Regions from separate parts of the Homo sapiens genome. Here region 2 is linked to region 1. A link is an interaction called in ENCODE POLR2A ChIA-PET data of the cell type or tissue named here. Cell type or tissue: K562. All regions are shown on one strand. Links, peaks and the distances in the headings refer to the core of each region. The heading gives the core; the rest is flanking DNA.

Region 1 (5,323 bases), core at 324-5,323:
ACAATTAATGTTTGCAGGCTGGAGGGCTGCAGAATAAACTCCACAACAAGCCCACTGTTTCCTCACTGAGGCTCGCAGTTGGAAGAGGCAGCCTGTGAGCCGTCTTCGAAGTTAAGTACCAGCCTGGCAACACAGTGAGACCTTGTCTCTGCAAGTAATTTTTAAAAGATTAGCCGGGCAAGGTGGCACATGCCTGTGGTCCCAGCCCGAGCGGTGGAGGCTGCAGTGAACTGTGATTGTGCCACTACACTCCAGCATGAGTTACATAGCGAGACCTCATCTCAAAAAAAAAAAAAGCAGAACTTCAACAAGGAGAGATGGGACATACCAGGCTAATCGCCATTCCTACACTACCCCGTAATTGGACCAAAAGATCTACTTAGTAAACTGAGGGATCCAGCACTACGGTATGGTGCAATACCCAGTATCACACTCCTGTTTTCATTGAGCATTTGTCTACAACTCCTAATTCTTACTACTTTTTTGCAAGATGCTTTAAAGTATGTTTGTCACCCCCATGCAAATTTCAGCTATGCCTCACAGCTCAATTCATAAAATTAAACAGATACCGCAGTTTGCCAGATGAGGTCACCCAGCCCCACACCAGCAAGGCCAAGGTTAGGACTCACAGACCACAGCTCTCGCACTTGTTTCTGCACCTCTGCCAGCCTGGCATGTAAGGAGTCCCCACAGGAAAGACATCTGACTGGTCATAACGCTTTTATTTTACATATATTCCACTTATCACAAGGGTGGCTGAGGGAAGGGCAGAGCGTGCTAAAAGCCCCAAGTCCTCCCAGCCTCATGTGGCTTTGATTCAGCTCTGTACACGTGTGTTTGGATTAAGGTGGACAGTTCTGCTGTGCTCACTGCCTTGCCTTAAGATGTGTTCTAGAGGGGCACTGCCTAATACAGGAGCTCAAAGTCACACGGGGCTATTAAGCACCTGGAATGTAGCCACTGTGAATTGAAAAGTGCTGTAAGTATAAAATACACACCAGATTTCAGACTTAGCACAAAAATGTAAACTATCTCAATAATTTTCTATTATTGAAATATTTTGAATATTTTTGGGTTAAATAAAATATATTGCTAAAATTAATTTCACCTGCTTCTTTGTAATTTTTTTTTTTTTTTTTTTTTTTTTTTTTTGAGATGAGGTCTCACTCTGTCGCCCAGGCTGGAGTTGCAGTGACGCCTTCAAAGTTCACTGTATCATTGGCCGGGCGTGGTGGCTCATGCCTATAATCCCAGCACTCTGGGAGGCTGAGGCATGCAGATCACCTGAGGTCAGGAGTTCAATACCAGCCTGGCCAACATGGTGAAACTCTATCTCTACAAAAAAAATACAAAAATTAGCTGGGCGTTGTGGCACGTGCCTGTAAGTCCAGTTACTCAGGAGGCTGAGGCAGGAGAATCACTTGAACTCGAGAGGCGGAGGTTGCAGTGAGCCAAGATCATGCCACTGCACTCCAGCCTGGGCAGCAGAGTGAGATTCCATCTCAAAAAAAAAAAAAAAAAAATTTCACTGCAGCCTCCAACTCCTGGACTCAAGCAATCCTCCCACCTCAGCCTCCCAAGTAGCTGGAACTATAGGCACGCACAACCACACCTGGCTAATTCTTTGTACTTTTTAATGACTGAAAGAAAATGTAAAATTACATTATCTGGCTCATGTTACATTTCTATTGGACAATGGTGCTGTAGAGTATTCCAATAGCTTCCATTTACTGAGCAACTACAAATTTGCTAAGCACTGTGCTAGGAACCTTACATACTACTTTATTTAACCCTAACATCCCTAAAAGTAGATATGACCCCATTTAATAGCAGGAGCAGAAAACTGATGCTCAGAAAGGCTATGGAGCTTGTCTGAGGAAACACTATTAGAAAGGAGGAAAATCAGGATTTTAGACCCAGATCAGTAACCCTAAAACCCTTGCCCTAAGGCCCACCACACCACATGGCCTGTATTCCAGGGAAAACCGAAGTATGACCATGCACATTCTTTCCTTCAGCTCAGCAGTATTATGTGGGGGCCATCCTGAATCAATGACCTATGAATGGTTTGAGTGTAGGCTTACTTTATAGAGCATCATTAATTTAGTTTTTCTCAAAGGAAATCTCATGAAGGTGAATGCAAAGAAAAAGTAGTACCAAACATACCAGAGATGAGACTGGCACTGACTGAATCAGAGATCCCTCCCAGAAACAGGCCAATAGGCAGGTGACTTGCAGCAACAGTGTGGGTGGCACAGGGCCACCTGGAGTCCATAATATCTTTTCCTGTATTCTAGTTCAGGCACACAAATAAGGCCATAAAGTTTAAGTCAACATTTTTAAGATTTTGATCAGAACCAGCCTAGAATTAACACCTGGTGTTCCTAGACTTTCTCGGGGGGGGGTACTTTTCACCTTGAAAATCACTAACAGGTGCTGGCTCAAGATGGTAATCTGAGCATATTTGTTTAATTCCCTCTTGCAAACTCCCATTTGAACTGACAAAAGGAATATAATGAGGAAGCTTGCGGTACGAGTACTAGAAGAGGAAGGAGGAAGGTAGCTATCTCCAAAACAAAATGTGTGGGTGAGTGAAATGGACCCACAGCAAAAGCCCATTAACATCCCCACGCACAGATCAGCGAGGGCTGGAAGAACTACAGCCACCTAGGAAGAGAGGCTAGATGGTCAGTTTCTGCTCATCAGCAGCCTCCTTACTTTTAGCCTTTAATGCTACAAGAGAGGGGGCAATTAGAAAACTCTATAGTCTTTTCATTTTGCCAGTCAAGGTCTATTTGCCTGCAGGGAGCAGGGCAACAGCTGCTCACACTCCCATGCTAAATAAAGCAGGGCCCAGCTAGTGCTCTGGCAACCTGAAGAGGATAACCAGGCCAATTAGGAAAGGGGCACTGGCCCAGCCAGCTTCATGCTGCCACAAAAGAAAGAAATTCTTTGGGCATGGCTGCCTGAGTCTCTCAAAGATGAACCCTGATCTTGTAAAGTAAACCTTCACTATGCTGGGCGCGGTGGCTCAGGCCTGTAATCCCTGCACTTTAGGAGGCCAAGGTGGGCGGATCCCCAGGTCAGGAAATCGAGACCATCCTGACTAATACAGTGAAACCCCGTCTCTACTAAAAATACAAAAAAATTAGCCGGGTGTGGTGGCACGTGCCTGTAGTCCCAGCTACTTGGGAGGCTGAGGCAGGATAATGGCGTGAACCCGGGAGGTGGAACTTGCAGTGAGCCAAGATGGCGCCACTGCACTCCAGCCTGGGCGACAGAGCAAGACTCCATCTAAAAATAAAATAAAATAAAAAAATTTTAAAAAGTAAACCTTCACTAAATCTAAATGTTTCCCTTCTCCCTTTGGGTGTGCTTTTTAAGATCTGAACAGGCACCCACATAATTTGAAGAAAACTGTTTCCAACTACCCAAGCTAGAAAAATAATCCTCCCTAAGCAACAGAACATACTGTGGCAGCCACGAAAATACGCCTCTCAGATCTCCTGCTGTGGGGAGCATCACTCAGTGATGCTCTGGGGCCACCGGGTTCACACTCAGGCCACACTTTCTGGGGACTCTTTATAGCCAACGTGCACAGTACAGGTACTAAGGCAGGCCCATTCTGGCAAGATGCCAACTCCTCCAAAAGGCAACTTTGGCTTGAAGACTCTCCATCAACTTAGCTATATTACAGAAATCATCTGAAGAACAGAGAGAAGCGTTTGGTGGAAAAAAAAAAAAAAAAAGACAGAGACTCGGAGACTGAGACCGAAGCTTAGTATATTTATAACTGAAGTCCCAGGAAAGAGAAAACATGGGTCAGGAAAAAGATCTGAGGAAATAATGGCTGACACTTTCCTATATTTGATTAAATGGCATAAATTTAGAGAGCCAAGAAATTCATCAAACTCCCAAGATAAATACATAGAAAACCACACCTGAAAGCTGCCAAAGAGAAAGACGCATTCTATAAAGGGAAAAACTATTTGAATACCCACTGATTTGTCATCAGAAACAATGAAGGCCAGAAGACAGTGGAACAAGATCTGTAAAGAGATTCTTTTTATTTTTTGAGACAGGGTCTCACTCTGTCACCCAGGCTGGGGTGCAGTGGCATGATCTTGGCTCATTGCAACCTCCGCCTCCTGGGTTCAAGCAATTCTCATGCCTAAGCCTCTCAAGTAGCTGGGATTACAGGCACGCACTGCCACACCTGGCTCATTTTTTTGTATTTTTAGTAGAGACAGCATTTCATCATGAAGGCCAGACTGGTCTTGAACTCCTGACCTCAAATGATCTGCCCGCCTCAGCCTCCCAAAGTGCTGGGATTACAGGCCTGAGCCACTGCACCTAGCGAAGAGATTCTTTTTAAAAAAGAGAAAACTGGCCAGGCACGGTGGTAATCCCAGCACTTTGGGAGGCCGAGGTGGGTGGTTCACAAGGTCAGGAGTTGAGACCAGCCTGACCAACATGGAGAAACCCCATCTCTACTAAAAATACAAAATGAGCCAGGTGTGGTGGCACATGTCTGTAATCCCAGTTACTTGGGAGGCTGAGGTAGGAGAATTGCTTGAACCCAGGAGATGGTGGATGCAGTGAGCCGAGATTGTGTCATTGCACTCCAGCCTGGGCAATGAGAGCGAAACTCCATCTCAAAAAAAAAAAAAAAAAGGGAAAAAGAAAAAGAAAACTAATTTGTTGCCAGGAGACACAAAAAATGCTATAGAAAGTTCTTCCGTCTTAAGGGAAAGGCTATTAGATCTTTAAGAAGAAATGAAGAATATTAGAAATGGTAAATATGTGAATAAATACAAAAGATTTTATTTTTTCCTCTTAATTTCTTTAAAATACATATCATTATTTAAAGCAGAAATTGTAACTTATGACAGGACTTACAATATTTAAATATGTAGATTTAATATGTATGACAACTACAGCATAAAAGACAGGTATGATAAATGGATGTACATACTTACAAGATTTCTACATTTTATGTGAAGTGGCACATCAACTCTAGGTAGACTGAAAAATTAAGAATGTATATTGTAATCACTAGAACATCCAACTTAAAAAAATTATTAAAACAGTATAGCTAAAGAGCCAATAAATTAAAATACAATTATAAAATAATCTTATCTAAACAGGAAACATGTAAATTAGAAACCTATTAATAATTACATTTAATGTTAAACTTATTAAAAGATACAGAGAGAACAGATAAAAATGCAAGTCTCAAGTATATGTTGTTTAAAGAAACTACTTTAAATAGGCACAGAAGCACAAAGTAAATTAATAGAAAGAGGTATACTGTGCAAACACT
Region 2 (5,376 bases), core at 228-5,227, 75 kb after region 1:
GCTGGGCGCAGTGGCTCATGCCTATAATCCTGGCACTTTGGGAGGCCGAGGCAGGCAGATCATGAGGTCTAGGAGTTCGAGACCAGCCTGGCCAATACAGTTACACTCCGTCTCTACTAAAAGTATAACAATTAGCTGGGCGTGGTGGCTCACGCCTGTAGTCTCAACTACTCGGAAGGCTGAGGCAGAAGAATCGCTTGAACGCAGGAAGCAGAGATTGCAGCGAGCCGAGATGGTGCCACTGCACTCCACCCTGGGTGACAGAGCGAGACTCCATCTCAAAAAAAAAAAAAAAAAAAAAAAAAAGACTTTTACTAATATCTGTATCACCCGCATTTAATGTTTGTGGAAATAATGTTACCTTATTTCCTAATAAGTGTAAAGGGCGCATTTTGGAATGACAATGGACCTCTCTTTCATCACTGACTCCTGGTAAATATGTGTGACTTAAGCTACTTTGGGTGTTCAGGAAACATGGCTGGGCACAGTGGCTCACGCCTGTAATCCCAGCACTTTGGGAGGCCGAGGTGGGCAGATCATCTGAGGTCAGGAGTTCGAGACCAGCCTGGCCAACATGGTGAAACCTCATCTCTACTAAAAACATAAAAATTAGCCAAGCGTGGGTGGCACACACCTGTAATCCCAGCTACCCAGGAGGCTGAGGCAGAAGAATCGCTTGAACCTGGGAGGTGGAGGTTGCAGTGAGCCAAGAAGATCGTGCCACTGCACTCCAGCCTGGGTGACAGAGTGAGACTCTGTCCAAACAAAAAAAAGAAAAAAAAAGAAACCTATAAGCAAGAAAGGAGCTGATCACCCTCAAGGAAACACAAAACTATAATCCCAACATAACTGGTAACTTTTCCTGTGGCTTTTGAGTAGCAGTGGGGCATCCTTGATGACTGAGAGGGAAGGATACCACTCACAGGCCAGAAGACTGCCTTGGCAGAGTCTGTTTCTCTCTCTCCTATGGAACCAGTCTGGAGAAATCTTCTACCCTCCTGATGCTGCAATTACTTTTCTACCTCACAGACTGGGGACATTGAGGGGCTTCTAGTAATGTGACTATTGCTTTTTTTTTTTTTTTTTAGACTGGGTCCACTCCAGGCTGGAGTGCAGTGGCACGATCTCAGCTCACTGCAACCTCCACCTCCCAGGTTCAAGTGATTTCTGGCTAATTTTTGTATTTTTAGTAGAGACAGGGTTTCACCATGTTGGCAAGGCTGGTCTCGAACTCCTGACCTCAAGTGATCTGCCCACTTTGGTCTCTCAAAGTGCTGGGATTACAGGTGTGAGCCACCACATCCAGCCAGCTATTGCTTAATTAAGCACCTTCCCCCTAAAGGTAACCTGAACTTCATGGTTCAAAAAGGTCACATTTCACAGACATGTTTGGGAAGCATTAATACAGCTATTTTAAGTTGTAATAATAAAGACCGTATCACTCTTTTGAAAGCAGTAAAGATGGGTATGACACAACGGATCATCATTAGTGGAGTCTGGACTCTGCGTCAGGTACTCCATCTTCATTCTCTCTAATCCTTACAGCAACCTAACAAGGTAGGACTATTAATCGTACTTTAAGGTAAATTTACTCATTTTACAGACAAGGAATCTAGGATCCAGAGGGGTTAATACTCCCCTAGTAATAAGTGGCAGTGCTGGGATTCAAACTCAGCCCCGTTTGACTTCAAAGTCCCTGCCATTCCCATTTGGTCCTCTTTTATCCTGGTTATGCCTAGGGATTGTCACTGGGTAGGTTCTGCTTTGTGAAGAACTAATTAGGAATTGAACTTGGATGGCACTGTCAACTTTCACAGCGAGCTTTGTACAGTAAACTGTGACAAGAACCTGACAGCTCCATGGGGTAGGTTTCTTGGCAGAGTATCTAGGAGGGAGACCAGAGTAATCTCAGCTATTATGAAGCTCTGCCCTGTCTGTGGAGAGTTTTAAATGTCCATGAAAGACAACGGTTAAGGGACCTGAGAGGGTCTGGAAACTCTTTACCTTCAATATGGAGACCTATACATGGAAAAATTCTCTTGCTAGAAAGGGAAGGATGGATGTGGCAAGAATGCAAGTGGACAGCAGCCCTTCAGGCCCACGGAAGGAAGCCAGGTTCAGCTGCTAACGAACAGCTCAGAACAATGTCAACAACCAGGAGCTGGGGCCATGGAGAGTTGAAAGAAACAGCACTATAGCAGGCGGTTAAGTCTGCCAGATTTAGCAAATCAAAACATACAATGCCCAGCTAAATTTGAATTTCAGATAAACAACGAATTATTTTCTAGTGTAAGTATGCCCACGCACCATTTTATCTGGCAACCTCAGCAGGGGGTGACTTCCTGGGCTGCATTTGGAGACTAACAGTAGGGAGCACTCCCTCCATGAGGCCTTGGGACAATGTATACAGGATGGGTCATACTGTGGGTGGATGTCAGTGTAGAAAGTGAACTTGGGAAAGCTTATTGTCTTAATAGGGAGCCATGTAGCCCCTAAGTCCTCACATTGCAACCTAGGGAGGGACAAACCATCTGAGACTGCAAGAGAGGTAAATGAATTTTTAGGCTGAGGTGACTTAGAAATTTTCATCATTGAGATAAAGGCTTCACACTTAAGGTTTGATCTGTTCTTCAATTAAACTTCTTATTAATAATATAATTGGAAGCAGTCTATGAAAAAAGTTCTTAATAGGATAACTTGTCTGGTATTTCAGATATTCTCATAAATGTTAGGAATGAGGCAGGCTGTATGAGAATTCACTTTCTTTTTCAGGCCGGGTGCGGTGGCTCATGCCTGTAATCCCAGCACTTTGAGAGGCTGAGGCAGGTGGATCACCTGAGGTCGGAAGTTCGAGACCAGCCTGACCAACATGGAGAAACCCCCATCTCTACTAAAAATACAAAATGAGCTGGGTGTGGTGGCGCATGCCTGTAATCCCAGCTACTTGGGAGGCTGAGGTAGGAGGATTGCTTGAACCTGGGAGGCAGAGGTTGTGGTGAGCCGAGATGGTGCCATTGCACTCCAGCCTGGGCAACAAGAGTGAAACTACGTCTCAAAAAAAAAAAAAAAAAAGTAAACCATGCTATAAACAGATGTACTGTCATCCAGGCTTTGTTGTTCCATTTATATAGCGCACAGGCAGAGCAGATTTAGCATAATTCTTAAAGGCCCTAGAATTTTGAGAACGCTAAATAAGCACTGACTTCCACTGAAAGTCACAGCTGTGTTAGCCCCTACCAAGAGAATCATCCTGTCCTTGGAAACTTGAAGGCAGGCACTGATTTCTCTTCTCTAGCTATGAAAGTCTTAGATGGCATCTCCTTCAAATAGAAACTGTTTCATCTTCAACAAAAATCTGTTGTTTAGTGTAGCCACCTTCATCAATTATCTTAGATCTTTTGGATCACCTATGCTTCATCTTGCACTTTTTTGTTAGAGATGACTTCATTACTTAAACCTCATTAACCAACCTCTGCTCGCTTCAAACTTTCCTTCTGTAGTTTCCTCACCTCTCTCAGGATTCAGAGAATTGAAGAGAGCTAGGACTGTGATCTGGATTAGGCTTTAGCTTAAGGGAATGTTGTAGCTGGTTTGATTTGTCCAGACCACTAAAATGTTTTCCATATCAGCAAGAGGGCTGTTCTGTTTCTTAACATTCAGGTACTCACTGGAGTAGCACTTTTAATTTCCTTCAAGAACTTTCCCTTTGCCTTCACAACTTGGTTAACTGTTCGGTGTAAGAGCCCTAACTTTTGGCCTATCTTGGCTTTCAACATGCCTTCCTCACTAAGCAAAATCATTTCTAGCTTTCGATTTAAAGTGAGAAACGTGCAACTCTTCCTTTAACTTGAACACTTAGAGGTCACTGTGGGGCTATTAATTGGCCTGGATTTCAATATTGTGTCTTAGGGAATTGGAGGCGCAAGGAGAGAAAGAGAAATGAGGGAACAGCTGATCCGTGGACATCAGAACACACAGGACATTTATGGAGTTAAGTTTGCCATCTTATACAGGTGCAGCTTGTGGCTGCCCAAGACAATTACAATAGTAACATCAAAGATCACTGATTACAGATCACCATAACTGAAATAATAATAATGGAGGGCAGGTGTGGTGGCTCATGCCAATAATCCCAGCACTTTGGTTGGCCAAGGCGGGCAGATCACTTGAGGTCAGGAGTTTGAGACCAGCCTGGCCAACATGGCAAAACCCTGTCTCTATTGAAAATACAAAAAAATTAGCTGGGCATGGTGGCACATGCCTGTAATTCCAGCTACTTGGGAGGCTGAGGCAGGAGAATTGCTTGAACCTGGGAGGCGGAGGTTGCAGTGAGCAGCGATCACACCACTGCATTCCAGCCTGGACCACAGAGTGAGACTCTGTCTCGAATAATAATAATAGCAATGGAAAAGGCCAGGCGCGGTGGCTCATGCCTGTAATCCCAGCACCTTGGGAGGCCGAGGTAGGCAGATCACCTGAGGTCAGGAGTTCAAGACCAGCCTGGCCAACATGGTGAAACCCCGTCTCTACTAAAAATATAAAAACTAGCCAGGTGTGGTGGTGGACGCCTGTAAACCCAGCTACTCGGGAGGCTGAGGCAGGAGAATTGCTTGAACCCAGGAGACGGAGGTTGCAGTGAGCTGACACAGTGCCACTGCACTCCAGCCTCGGCGACAGAGTGAGACTCTGTCTCAAAAAAAGAAAAAATAGTAATGGAAAAGTTTGAAATACTGTGAGAATTACCAAAATGCTATTAGAAAAATGACTTGCTCAAAGCAGGGTTGCCACAAACCTTCAAATAGTAAGTAACACATCTGTGAAGCACAATAAAATGAAGTATGCCTGTAATGAATTTTATATTTATTTTTTAAGTTTCTTGTTTGCTTATTTATTTATTTATATTTTTGAGATGGAGTCTCACTCTGTCGCCCAGGCTGGAGTGCAATGGCGTGATCTCAGCTCACTGCAACCTCCACCTCCTGGGTTCAAGGGATTCTCCTGCCTCAGCCTCCTGAGTAGCTGGGATTACAGGCAACCGCCATCATGCCCAGCTTATTTTTGTAGAGACGGGGTTTCTCCATGTTGGCCAGGCTGGTCTTCTCCTGACCTCAGGTGATCTGCCTGTTTTGGCGTCCCAAAAGTGCTGGGATTACAGGCGCAGTGGCCCACACCTGTAATCCCAGCACTTTGGGAGGCTGAGGCAGGCGGATCATCTGAGGTTGAGTTCCAGGCCAGCCTGACCAACATGGAGAAACCCGGTCTCTACTAATAACACAAAATTAGCCAGAACTGGTGGTGCATGTCTGTAATCCCAGCTGCTCAGGAGGCTGAGGCAGGAGAATCGCTTGAACTCGGGAGGTAGAGGTTGCAGTGAGC

The links. Peaks named below come from ENCODE experiments on the same cell type or tissue, not always from the same donor. Only the 100,000 strongest peaks of a DNase experiment are listed, where the experiment ranks them.
Region 2: POLR2A ChIA-PET joins it to region 1 with 7 read pairs; 31 of 35 experiments call an interaction of 5 or more read pairs at or near these places.

The regions. Positions count from the first base shown.
Region 1 is chr1:225,977,902-225,983,224 of GRCh38, forward strand. It overlaps SDE2 (spliceosome associated SDE2), which reads right to left. Exons shown (of 7, transcript NM_152608.4): 7 at 4,801-5,323. Among named protein-coding and RNA genes, the nearest start is that of SDE2, 19 kb to the right of the region's middle. In K562, for the core only: a CTCF peak has its summit at 584 (motif pointing right); a DNase peak (open chromatin) is centred at 610.
Region 2 is chr1:226,052,585-226,057,960 of GRCh38, forward strand. The region is part of intron 1 of H3-3A-DT (H3-3A divergent transcript); the gene reads right to left. Among named protein-coding and RNA genes, the nearest start is that of H3-3A-DT, 7.2 kb to the right of the region's middle. In K562, for the core only: no CTCF peak of the experiment used is centred there; a DNase peak (open chromatin) is centred at 2,389.